4 separate regions of the Homo sapiens genome follow, and regions 2, 3 and 4 are each linked to region 1. A link is a contact called in ENCODE Hi-C data. All regions are on one chromosome and are shown on one strand. Each heading gives the region's core, a stretch centred on a gene start or an enhancer-like site at or near the end of the contact. The rest is flanking DNA. Distances are from core to core; before and after follow the strand shown. Region 1 overlaps LINC02046 (long intergenic non-protein coding RNA 2046). Region 2 has its middle 24 kb from the start of CP. Region 3 holds the start of CP (ceruloplasmin). Region 4 holds the start of HLTF (helicase like transcription factor).

Region 1 (2,991 bases), core at 178-2,677:
CGTATTTGAATCCTGTCATTCATTTTTTGTTTCTCGTAAATTGATTATTTAAAAACACTAGATACTATTGAGAGAACTGAAGTGGGGTTCATTGATGTGATATTAAATTCAGATAATCATGTTACTTTAATTACTTATTCCCTTCTTTAGAGAAAGTAGTTTAGGAAACATAACATCAGTATACTCTCCTTAACAAAAGAAATATTTAACATACTAAAAACAGTTGAAGACGAGCAATAAGGGTGACTATAATACAGGAATATTCCCATTATATTCAGGGAATGCATTCATGAAAATATGAACAGCTATTGAATCAATCTTTGATGGGTCCTTATAACAAAGTCCTTATAGAGATGCTTTTCCATTAGTATAATGCAGTCATGACTTGCTTTGGTTAATCCTTACTGGATGCTGTGACATATACAATATTCTTCATGTCAAAGAAATTCATCAATTTTAGTTAAAAATGCAAAACATGTCATTGAAAATGTATACGATGTAAGTGTGTGGTTTAGAAGTAATAACCAAATAATAAATGAATACTCATGTATGTATCACTCAGCTGAAGAAAAAGTTAAAGCCTCTTATGAGCCTATTTCCATAACATCTCCCTCCCTCCCACACACATAGAACGAGCAGTTTGAACTTTGTATAATCACATTAATTTGCTTTTCTTTATAGTGTAGCCATAGATACTGTAAATGCATTCCTAAAGTAGATATTACTTAGCTTTTCCTTTTTTGAACATTTATATTGGATCATACTATATTTCTTTTCTGTGACTTTATTTCCTCACAAATATTTATTGATATATGCAGTTTTGAGTACTGTACTCTGTTGTATTAATCTGCCATCACTCATTTATTTATTTAAGCTTCTAATTGTTTTTTGCTATTATGAACAATGTGTTTAAGAACATTTTGAACATCTGATGTTCACGTGCAATTTCTCTAGACTATATATGTGGGAGAAGAATTACTGAGTCAGATTATGAGTCAGTGGAACTTTACTAAGTGATGAGAAATTACTTTCTAAAATAGTATCAGTTTACATTCCCATCACTTCCTCATTTCTGCAAATTCTTGCTAACATATAGTATTGTCAGACTTCTACTTTTAAAAATGAAACTAGTGATTGTGAAATTGTGGTCTTAGTTTGCATTTTCTTTATTATTAAGAAGGTTAAACATTTTTTAATAGGTTTATGTACTCTGTGTTTCTTGTTCTATAAATTTCTACTCTTGACCGGTATAGGCAGCCTCTAACATGGACCCCGGTGATCTTTGCCTCCTTGTGTAATCTCTTCCCTTTGAGTGAGCACTTAGACCTAGTGATTTGCATATGAGAAATAGAACAAGGCAGAAAATGATGAGATGTCATTTCTGAGATTAGGTTACCAGAAGACTGTGGCTTCCGTTTCCTCTCTCTCACCCTTTCATGGACTCACATTGCGAGAATCCAGGACTCAGGTTGTGAGCTACCATATGGAGAGGCCCACAAGATAAGAAACTGAGGGAGGGCTCTGGCCAATAGCTGCAAGGAATTGAGGCTCTCAGTTCAATGGGCTGGCAAGAACTAAATTCTGTCAACCACCGTATGAGATAGCATGACAGTGGATCCTCCCCTAGCAGAGCCTGCGAAGGAGACTACAGCATCTCCTGACACCTTGATGGCAGCTTTGTGAGAGACCCTGGGTCAGAGGTACCCACCTGACTTTCTGATCCATGGAATCTGTGAGATAATGAGTATTTACTGTTTTATAGTTGCTGAGTTTGGGAGTAATATTGTCATACCTCAAATACCTAATAAATAAAATGACTTTTGAGGCTGTTGTTTTCTTAGGGCTTCACAGTGGTTCTTTATATATTATATTCTGGATGCAATAATCGTCAGTCATATGTGTTGCACTAATATGTTCCAAAATTATAATTGTAACACTTTTTCTGTTGTGTCTTTTGAAGGAAAACTTCTGATAAAAGATAAAAGATTATCTATTAAATATTTATTTATATATTATATAAAATATATATAATAGATGTATAATATATTAAGATATATGTTAATCTATATTAGATATTAAGATATGTATATTAATATATAGGATACCTATGTTATAGATATCTTAATATATGTTATATATCTAATATAGTAAATTTAACATATATGTTAAATTTGTATATATATGCTAAATTTATTACATATGTTAAATATATCTATATATAGATATCTTTGCCTGTCAAAATTCATTTTCTTTTTCATGAAAATGAACCACTTGCATTACTATGAGCAAGAAACAAGTGACACCCATCTAAAGATAACCAAACATGCACAAATCATGGAATTACACAATTCCCAGAGGACTGGTTACGTAATGCCCAGCATCCCATTGAAAGGACATTTAGTCGTTTCTTCTGTGACATTTAAAAATTTATCCACAATTCTTCCTGGCAGTCACTCTACTCCCCTTATGATCATAAATAATATCTCTCTTTCTCGAGGTTATTCTTATTCACAAAAAGGCTTGTTTCATTCAGGTTTGTGATAATGGTTCACATAAGTGAAGCAAGAATAATAACTAAACATACAAGGCCTCCTTGAGTTGCTTTGCAAAAATACAGGCATATGGTATCAAGCAACCACTAAAGCTACAGAATTAACATTTGTTTGAAATTTTCCATAAGAAATTTCAGATAGGACTTTTAAAAGCCTCTGTTTTTGGTGTTGCAGGTATTACAGGGCTAGTAAATCAAACCCCCAAAAACTTTCTCCACCGAACTTCACCTGTAACCTCTACCATTTAAAGGAATTTCCATTTCTGTGAGGTTCCCAAGATTTGCTAAACCTACCAGCCTGGTAAGAGCTCACCTTCCTTACTATGTATAAGACTGGGAATGCATTAGTCAGGCATCATGTCAGTTTTCATAGGAGGTCTTTTTAAGCCATACATCTATGTATTAAGTCAACTTTGTTCTTTAATAGTGGTTCATCATAA
Region 2 (2,991 bases), core at 244-2,743, 930 kb before region 1:
GGTAACTACTTTGGGAGAAAAATAATCCCCAAAGCTTTTATGCAGGACTACGAGGCTAATGTTCTTTTAAATATATGGGTGCAGTTCCAGATGAGAGAGACGAGTGGACTAGTAAGATGAGCCTGAAGAAAGCATTTGGCGGGGGAGTTCCTTCTGCAAGTCAAGTTTACTTCCAGGCTGGGGCACCATGAGCAAAACTGTGAAGTGAAGGTTTGGTCTTCAGGGCCTACCTCCCCAGTGTATGAATTTCTCCTCTAGGTCCACCCTCCCTCCCACCGCTGTACCTGTCCAGCTGCCAGGTATTCTTATACTATATACAATCTCTCCAACTAAAGTGCTAAAGTAGGAGTTGAGTACAAGATGCAATATGTGAGAAAGTGGGGGAGGATTGAGCCAATAAGAGGAAATGATGGACCCCATGTATTAACATTTCCGTGGAATGGAATCACTGCTATACAGCATGCCATTCAACATAATTAACTCAGAAGAACATTAATATATTTTACTTAAAAATGCCCAGTAAGCAGACTGTGATATGAGGATTTGTGTGTAGATAGTGCTCTTGGAATCAACTAATATGGAAAGAATGAGAAATGAGTAGGATTGGACAGGGAGTGAGGTTAAGCAGAGATGCAGCCTCAACAGAAGTCACAGCCAACACAGTTCTGAAGATAGGGTGACCTTCAGCTTTCCTAAGCTGGAGTGAGAGAGCTGGGCTGTTATGTCCCTGAAGCAGTCATTAGATGCAATCTTGAGCAAGGTAGCTTTCTTCAGCCAAGGCTCTCTCTAAAGGAGGCTGACGCCTGCTGGAGTGAAATGTTCTTCATTCTTGATTGGGAATCTAGGGGTGGCATCAGAATGTCCACTATAGTTGCTCACCAAAACAAGTAGTTTTGGAAATTAAGAGTATCAATGAAAGCCAAATTCAGAAAGAAAAGATTTGTAAAGCAGAGGGACTGACAATAGACTTTGATGGTGGGCGAAATGTTTCTTTTTGTTTTTAAAAGCAGTCCTGTGGTCTGTTAAGTCTCATATCAAGGGAGTTTGCAAGTCAGTCCACTGCTCTGATTAGTTAAGAAAGGATCTACTACATGCATTCCACAAACACTTCTGAGTACTCTACCTGCTGTATGCCAGGCATTGTGTGATGTACTGGAAGGCAAGGGTTAGTGCTAAGTAGATTGTTACAGATTTGGGAGCTGGAGGTGGGGTTGGTTAATGTCATAGGACTATAACTCCCATGGATCTGTGGAAGTGGGAGATACAGAATTACGGTGGGGAGGGAGCAAAAGAACTTCACTGCAATATAGAATATAGAATTAAGATCCAATAGGACTAATATGCACAGCCTTGAGGGCAGGGAGGAGGTACATGTGATCCACACATTGGAATGTTCAGAGCAGGGATTCAAGGCTTTGTCACATTGAGTAATTGCCACATTGACTAAGATCACAAAGCAAGAAGTGAAACCAGAAGTGAAAGCTAGGACTATGCTGCCTACTATTTTTATAGCTTTAGTGTTTGCTCATTGTCTGGTTCTCCGTAAAGAAGTCTGATTTTAAAAGCTCTATTTAAATACACTTCATTTGTCTATTTCAGGAGAGATTCAAATATATACTTGGCAGATACCTGATAGAACTGGTCCTACCTCACTGGACTTTGAATGCATACCTTGGTTTTACTATTCAACTGTATCTGTGGCTAAGGTAAATTTTAAATCAAATAACAGTTCTTATCCTATCTCCTCCCAGAAATTATAACGGAAGGAAGAAGGTATTTATCATTGCTCTTAAGAACCTTAGTTCCATGTAAACTTTCTATTAAGTAACTTAATTACTGTTCAGCTTTTATTCCTACATTGGTCTGCATTTTTCAAGAGCAAAATAAACTATTACCTCATGATTACTTAGGCTTATAATTCTTTGCATAATCTCACTGTGAATTGAAAAATATATCTAATTATACAATAATAGACTATACTTTGTTCCACTGAATAGTATTCGAATTACAGAAAACAACATACACTAAAGAATTTTAAAATTCAGTTGGATGTGGTGGCTGATGTCTATACAAAAAATTTTAAAATTAGCCAGGCGCAGTGGCACATGCCTGTAGTCCTAGCTACGGGAGGCTGAGGTAGGAGGATTGCTTGAGTCCAGGAGTTCAAGATTATGCTGAGCTATGGTCACTCCATTGCCTAGGTGACACAGCAAAACTTGGTCTCTAAATAATAATAATAGTAACAATAGTAATCATAAATAAAGAATGGTATAATTCTATGATTAATAAGAAATATATATATACATATTGTGTGTGTAGGGGGGTGTATGTGTGTGTGTGTTTATATTTAAAACCCTCAACTATAGGGTTCAAGTTTATTTGCACTAAAAAAAAAAAAAAACAGTGCAAGTATTCTATTTGAACTCTTATCTTGGCCCACTCTGCCTGGAACAAGAATCTACACAGAGATTTAATTCAAAAACAAAATGAAGACAAACAAACCAAGACTCTCAACTAAAAGCTGCTGCAGGGGCAAAAGCACAAAGGTGAAGGGACTAACTCCTTTAGACTTCCTGCCAACCAACTTCAATGCCAGGAATTCTAATTAAAACCAAAATTCTTTTTTTATTAAAATGTCAAAAATAGAGCTAAATCCACTGAAAAATGTATCTAAAATCCCTTTCAGAGGTTTGGTGTTCTCTTTAGACTTCAACTCTAATGAATGAGGTTACAATTTTTCTTCAATCAAACATTGAGCATGTCAAATATTTTGTTCTTCACTCTCAGAATCCTGATAATTAAAAACTCAGGATTTGACCTCATTAAAAACTAAAACCGGATTCTACCTCTTTTATTTTGTGGGGGAAAATGTTAGTTGTGGCCACAGTGAACGATCTTGCTTTGCCTCCTCAGGACCTTCACAGTGGACTGGTAGGCCCTCTCTCTGTATGCCGCAAAGACATCAACCCCAACATAGTTCACCGTGTTCTC
Region 3 (2,991 bases), core at 205-2,704, 900 kb before region 1:
TCCCCAAGTAGAATGTAAGTTGCATGATGGTAGGTGTTTTGTTCTCTGCGGTATTCCCAGTGAGTAGAACAGAACTTGGCACAGACTGCTGTATTCCCAGTGAGTAGAACAGAACTTGGCTCATTCAATAATATTTCCTAAATGAAGGAATTGTTCAAATATCGCATGCTTTCTTCTATACCAATCTATTTCAACAAGTGGCCTTCAGCAAATACACAACGTTTTGAGGTATTTGAGAGAAAAAAAATTATACTAACACAAAGTGTCAACTGTTATCAGGATTTTCTTCAGCTAAAAAAAAAAGCCATTTCATACTTTTAGACATATACTTCCTGACTAAAAACAGGGTTTTAAGAAAAAGTCTTCCACCTTAAAATTCATATCCACTTCAAAGAGAAAAATTTCAGTCTAATGATAAACTGGGGTACTTTCTATTTACTAAGACTAATCTTTGCCTCTGAAGACAGGTTTAGTTATGGTTTGTTTATTTGATGATTAAAACAAAGTTATTAGCCCCTGTTAGGCTCTGCTAGTTATTTGCATATAGCAATACAGAATGATCTGGTAAAGTTTTTATGCAGATTTGGTCCAAGCTCATAAAACAGATAAATTCTTCCAAATTAAATTCTTATTTTTGTTTACTTAAATTTGGCATGCTAGATATCATGTTTCATATCATAAAGCTGCAATTAATCATTTGTTAGACTTTTAGAAATAGTCATGCACCACATAATAATGTTTGAGTAAATGACAAACTGCATATGTGATGGTGGTCCCATAAGATTATAATAACATATTTTTACTGTACATTTTCTATGTTTGCATATGTATAGATACAGAAATATCATTGTGTTACAATTGTCTATAGCATTCAGCATAGTTATAGACTGTACAGGTTTGTAGCCTAGGAGCAATAGGTATACCATATAGCCTACCTAGATGTATAGTAGGCTATATCATATAAGTCTGTGTAAGTACACTCTGTGATAGTCACACAATGACAAAATAGCCTAACAATGCATTTCTCAGAACGTATCCCTGTCATTAAGAATGACTGTAGTAAAAAGCTACATGTTTTGATTCATTTTACATAATTCTTATCCTGATTTACTAAAAGTGCACTGTTTGCAGGACACTGTGCTGTGACATATTGTCAGAGGAACAAAGGGAGCATTTAGACACGTTCTCTGCCCTCCTGGAATTTACACAATGAATGGAAAAAGGCACAGAGTTATGCACACCCTAATGCCTCCAACAATAACTGTTGACTTTTTATTTTCAGTCAGAGAAGCCTGGCAACCAAGAACTGTTTTTTTGGTGGTTTACGAGAACTTAACTGAATTGGAAAATATTTGCTTTAATGAAACAATTTACTCTTGTGCAACACTAAATTGTGTCAATCAAGCAAATAAGGAAGAAAGTCTTATTTATAAAATTGCCTGCTCCTGATTTTACTTCATTTCTTCTCAGGCTCCAAGAAGGGGAAAAAAATGAAGATTTTGATACTTGGTATTTTTCTGTTTTTATGTAGTACCCCAGCCTGGGCGAAAGAAAAGCATTATTACATTGGAATTATTGAAACGACTTGGGATTATGCCTCTGACCATGGGGAAAAGAAACTTATTTCTGTTGACACGTAAGTCACTATTTTTATTGTTTATAGACCAAAATTTTAAGTTATTTTTAAAGGATAGAGCCAATAAGATGAAATATTTTTAAAATTTCTTATATACAGAAACTGCAAAATGTGGGCTTGAAACCCAAGACACTTGAATCAATCTCCTTTATATTCCTGTATATTTTTTATTTGGTGGACTACCCTGCTTCTTTCCTGTTGTTCCTGGGGATCTGTGTTCACATCTTACTACCTCCCATGGTCGTAACTGCATCTCCGATTAGGAATCTGTCTTTTTATGTGTTTATGCAGAAGTTCTTTCATTTAAACAATTACTGTATACAATGTTATGTTTATTGCACCATTTAATGGTTATTCATGATAGGCATAAAATTTTTTTATATCTTTCAAAACATCACTTATAGAAATAAAATACAATTTTAGCAAATAAGATCCTGCCTGATATTTATTGAGAGACTCCAGACAGTTAAGTAGGTTAATCTTTCACAGCTTCAGGGTCCTAATTTGTAAAATGAGGATAATAAGCATAGCTCATAGGGTTATTTAAAGAGCGGGTGCATGTAAAGCTCTTAGTACAATGCTTGGCACATATGTGCATAAAAAAATGTCAGGTACTTATTAGGATGGTCCTCAAAAAGCTCCATGTAACTTAAATGTCTTCATTTTTCAGTTGGAAAATCCCCTTATTGAAAGCAATATTCACTACACAGTAAAACAAAAAGTTTAGTTCTCCTTGAAGTTTTTTGTACAGAAGTTTATCTATACTGAGGTCTTCACTTTTAATGATGTTAATTAAACATTAACCACCAAATGGGAACTTGGAATTCAAAATCAATATTCACTACATTAAAATGTATTTCAGTGGTAATAAAACACAAACAAGCCCAATGACCATCAGCTGCCAAGATTATATCTTTAAAAAACAGCTAAATAAGGATGCCGAAGTTTGTAATTATTGAATCTTATTGATGAGTATATACTATTTTCTTTAACATTATGTAAAGTTGAAATTTTTCACCATAAAAATAAATACATAACAGATACTAATATCCAATTATTATATTATGAATTTAATAATATACAATAAAGAAAGTTTCTGACCTGAAGATAAGTGGTTGTAAATAAAACTAATACATCTTGTAATTATTTCTTTTTTAACCTGGTTTTAAGGTGGTATTATCTTCTAAGGAATATGACATATTTTTACAGCTTCACCAGAAACATTATTTTGCATGGATTCAGTATTTTCTTGATTAAATATAATATAAATTATATGTGGTTTTTATTTCCAAGGAAAAAGTCAGACACATTAAAAAAATAAAAATACTATCCTTCTCTATGCCCCCACTCACCAC
Region 4 (2,991 bases), core at 340-2,839, 770 kb before region 1:
AAAATCTGGCATACTAAAAGCTGAACTGTATTGCCATTTGCCTCAACACACTTCAAGAAGAACATACAACAATTAAAATAATTTGAAATGCCATTGTCTTTATCTTCCTCATCAACTTTGGTCAAATGAAATAATACATTGTTTCAAATTCTATTGCTCATCCATGGTTCATGATTAGAGATCACTACAGTTTATTTACGATAATGAACAAATGTGTCTTGAAAAGCTGACTACCGGCCTGGCACGGTGGCTCATGCCTGTAATCCCAGCACTCTGGGAGGCCGAGGCGGGCGGATCACCTGAGGTCAGGAGTTCAAGACCAGCCTGGCCAATATGGTGAAACCCCGTCTCTACTAAAAATACAAAAATTAGCTGGGCGTGGTGGCGGGCTCCTGCAATCCCGGCTACTCCGGAGGCTGAGGCAGGAGAATCGCTTGAATCCGGGAGGCGGAGGTTGCAGTGAGCCAAGATCACCCCCATTGCACTCCAGCCTGGGGGACAGAGCAAGACTCCATCTCAATAAAAAAGAAAAAAAAACAAAAAAAAGAAAAAAGAAAAGCTGACCACCTAATATTATTGTGCTGACAGGCGTGTAACATGGACCTCTCTGTGACGCGCAAGTATTATCTGGCAGTTACATGGTGCCGCCTGTGCAGCTGGGCGCCACCACCAGCTTCCTGCCCTGTGCGATTAAAAGGCCAGCTTCGGGGACAGCAGCCTCCTCAACGCAAAGCGACCAGCCCTGCCAGGCGTCGGCTGCAGCTGGTCCAAGGTTGACGGTCCCAGGGCCGCATTCTCCTTCCGGTCACCTCAGACTCTGGAAAGAGAGCCATGGAGGGCCTCAGAGCGCCCCTCTGCAGTTCCTTGAGGAAAACAAGGGCCTCCCCCTCTTGGCTGGAGCAGCCAAGTGCCCACGGGGAAAATGGTCCCGTCCACCATTTCAGGCAAACGCCCCCATAGCTGTAATAAACATGTGATGGGTTTCCTGCACCAAGAAAGGAAAATTTTCCTTAAAAATAACAAAAAGAGGTGGGGAGGGGACTCTAAGTTCCATTTAAGATTTTCCAAACTCGTTGTGTCTCATGCATACGCTGAGGCTTAACATGAAAATTTGGAGCGAAAGTCCCCACGGTTCACCACAGGGAATGAAGTAAAGTATCTCGCCGGTAGCTCTAGGTCTCGTAAACCGTGGAGCTCCTTTAGTATAAGGCCCTATTATGTGCCACATTAGATGAGAAGAAAATAAGAGGAAGGATACGGTAGAGCCTTTAGAATGGGGTTCAGTCTTAGGACTCGTAGGATAAAGGAAGGTCGTTTCCCTCCGTTTGAGGCAGGGAATCAAACAAAACACCGGCACCGCAGGCACCGCAGTCGCACTCCTGGGGCCTCGTGGCTTTCCCGCGCGCCCGCCTTGGGGGCGGGGAAGAACCCGGATGGAACCACCCTTGCAGCCCGGACCCCCCGCCGTCTTTGAATGGCAGCGGGGCGGAGTTGCCCTCCCTTCTGTGCTCTGACTGGTTTGGCTCCGCACTCTCCTCTTCGTGATTGGGCTTTCCTAGTGCCAGTCACAGAGCGACGCTGGTCTCCCAGATTGTTGCAGAAGGAGACGGCGTCGACGTCTGACTGGACTCGCGGCGACTTACCTTTCAGTCGTGCGCTCCTGATCCGGCGCTCGGAATTTGTCCCCGGCTTCAGGGCTGCGGGGCCTGGAAGGAGGCGTATCGAGGCGGCTCGAAAACGATCCAGGGGAGCCGAGGCGCTCCTCTTGTCATCCCACTCAGCGCCATGTCCTGGATGTTCAAGAGGTGAAGGGGGCGGAGGGGGTGGGGCGCTCGGTCTAACGGCCTGGAGGCGTCCCCAAATGAACCTGACCTTCCCCGCGTTCCTCTGCGTTCCCTGGGCGATTTGTGCAGCTGTATTCGTTCTGTTGGTCGCATATGTGGCCGCCGGAGAAATAAATGCATTGTCTTCGCTGGCGAGTAGGGGCTCCTAGGGCGAGTCCCGTGTTAGGGACTTGGGAAATCTCTGTCACCGACTGTGGGGGGCCTGGGGCTTAAAGCATCTCGGCCAGTGCTTTATTTAACAAAACATCCATTAGATACCCACTGTGCGCCAGGCATTGTGCTCGGTGGAGGGCCGAGTAAGACAGTCCTTGTCCCCAAGTGGCTCACAGCTTATCTGTATGCACAGACGTGCAGATAAGTATTTGCAGAGGCGCTAGTAGAGATATGCGCCACTTGCAAGGAAAACGCATCGCAAATAAGCGACTGTTCTTAGGAGAATGGAAACTTTTTGCAATGCTCCAGTAGACTCCCCTTCACTTTTCATTGTCCAAATTGGTATTTATGGTCATTCCCGAAACAGTTACACCTAATGGGTTTGGGGTTATGCTTAAACCGGCGACGGAAGGCGGGTACGGGTGGCTTGGGGCCAATTTCCCACGGTGGCGTGGTTTGGATACCAGAATAGGTGTTCTGCTCGCAGGGAGTTACAGTGATGGATGCTGGATGTATTTTCTGGAAAATTATAAACAACTTCTGGTACATTAATAGTTGTATTTTTATAAGTCTTTTATATAGCTCAATCCCTATTGAAATTTTGGCATATGATTTCATTTTTTAAATTATTTTTTTGACATGGAGTCTCGCTCTGTCGTCCAGGCTGGAGTGCAGTGGCACAATCTCGGCTCGCTGCAACCTACGCCTCCCGGGTTCAAGTGATTCTCCTGCCTCAGCCTCCCGAGTAGCTGGGATTACATATGGGCGCCACCACGCCTGGCTAATTTTTGTATTTGTAGTAGACAGGGTTTCACAATGTTGGCCAGGTTGGTCTCAAATTCCTGACCTCAGGTGATCCACCTGCCTCTGCCTCCCAAAGTGCTGGGATTCCAGGCGTGAGCCACCGCATCCGGCCCATAATTGTAGTTACAGACATCATATACATATCAATTTAGATGATTTTCACTGGGAAAGAGGTTAGTGAACTCTGACT

The links. Hi-C counts contacts between places; a loop is a spot of excess contacts on that map. Pooled maps may share reads with other maps.
Region 2: a map with no recorded cell type shows a loop between it and region 1 (11-fold over the local background). The contact joins two enhancer-like sites. A Hi-C loop is called at or near these places in 5 of 37 single-sample maps with no recorded cell type and 3 of 50 pooled maps.
Region 3: a pooled map shows a loop between it and region 1 (4-fold over the local background). The contact joins the promoter of CP here to the enhancer-like site in region 1. A Hi-C loop is called at or near these places in 4 of 37 single-sample maps with no recorded cell type and 4 of 50 pooled maps.
Region 4: a pooled map shows a loop between it and region 1 (5-fold over the local background). The contact joins the promoter of HLTF here to the enhancer-like site in region 1. A Hi-C loop is called at or near these places in 2 of 37 single-sample maps with no recorded cell type and 4 of 50 pooled maps.

What each region holds. Positions count from the first base shown.
Region 1 is chr3:148,317,812-148,320,802 of GRCh38, reverse strand. The region is part of intron 3 of LINC02046 (long intergenic non-protein coding RNA 2046); the gene reads right to left. LOC105374148 (a long non-coding RNA gene) reads left to right here. Exons shown (of 4, transcript XR_001740955.2): 3 at 2,727-2,852. Among named protein-coding and RNA genes, the nearest start is that of LINC02046, 38 kb to the right of the region's middle. RefSeq lists an enhancer at 1,337-1,396. Within about 2 kb of position 1,427, at least 2 of the 41 ENCODE cell types and tissues checked have a DNase peak (open chromatin) inside an H3K27ac peak, as active enhancers do.
Region 2 is chr3:149,244,378-149,247,368 of GRCh38, reverse strand. It overlaps the pseudogene CPHL1P. Among named protein-coding and RNA genes, the nearest start is that of CP, 24 kb to the right of the region's middle. Within about 2 kb of position 1,493, at least 7 of the 41 ENCODE cell types and tissues checked have a DNase peak (open chromatin) inside an H3K27ac peak, as active enhancers do.
Region 3 is chr3:149,220,292-149,223,282 of GRCh38, reverse strand. CP (ceruloplasmin) reads left to right here and starts at 1,454. Exons shown (of 19, transcript NM_000096.4): 1 at 1,454-1,636. The coding sequence starts at 1,491.
Region 4 is chr3:149,085,131-149,088,121 of GRCh38, reverse strand. It overlaps HLTF (helicase like transcription factor), which reads left to right and starts at 1,589. Exons shown (of 25, transcript NM_003071.4): 1 at 1,589-1,805. The coding sequence starts at 1,786. HLTF-AS1 (HLTF antisense RNA 1) reads right to left here and starts at 1,790. Exons shown (of 3, transcript NR_046648.1): 1 at 1,644-1,790. RefSeq lists enhancers at 1,227-1,744, 1,630-1,839, 1,745-2,262.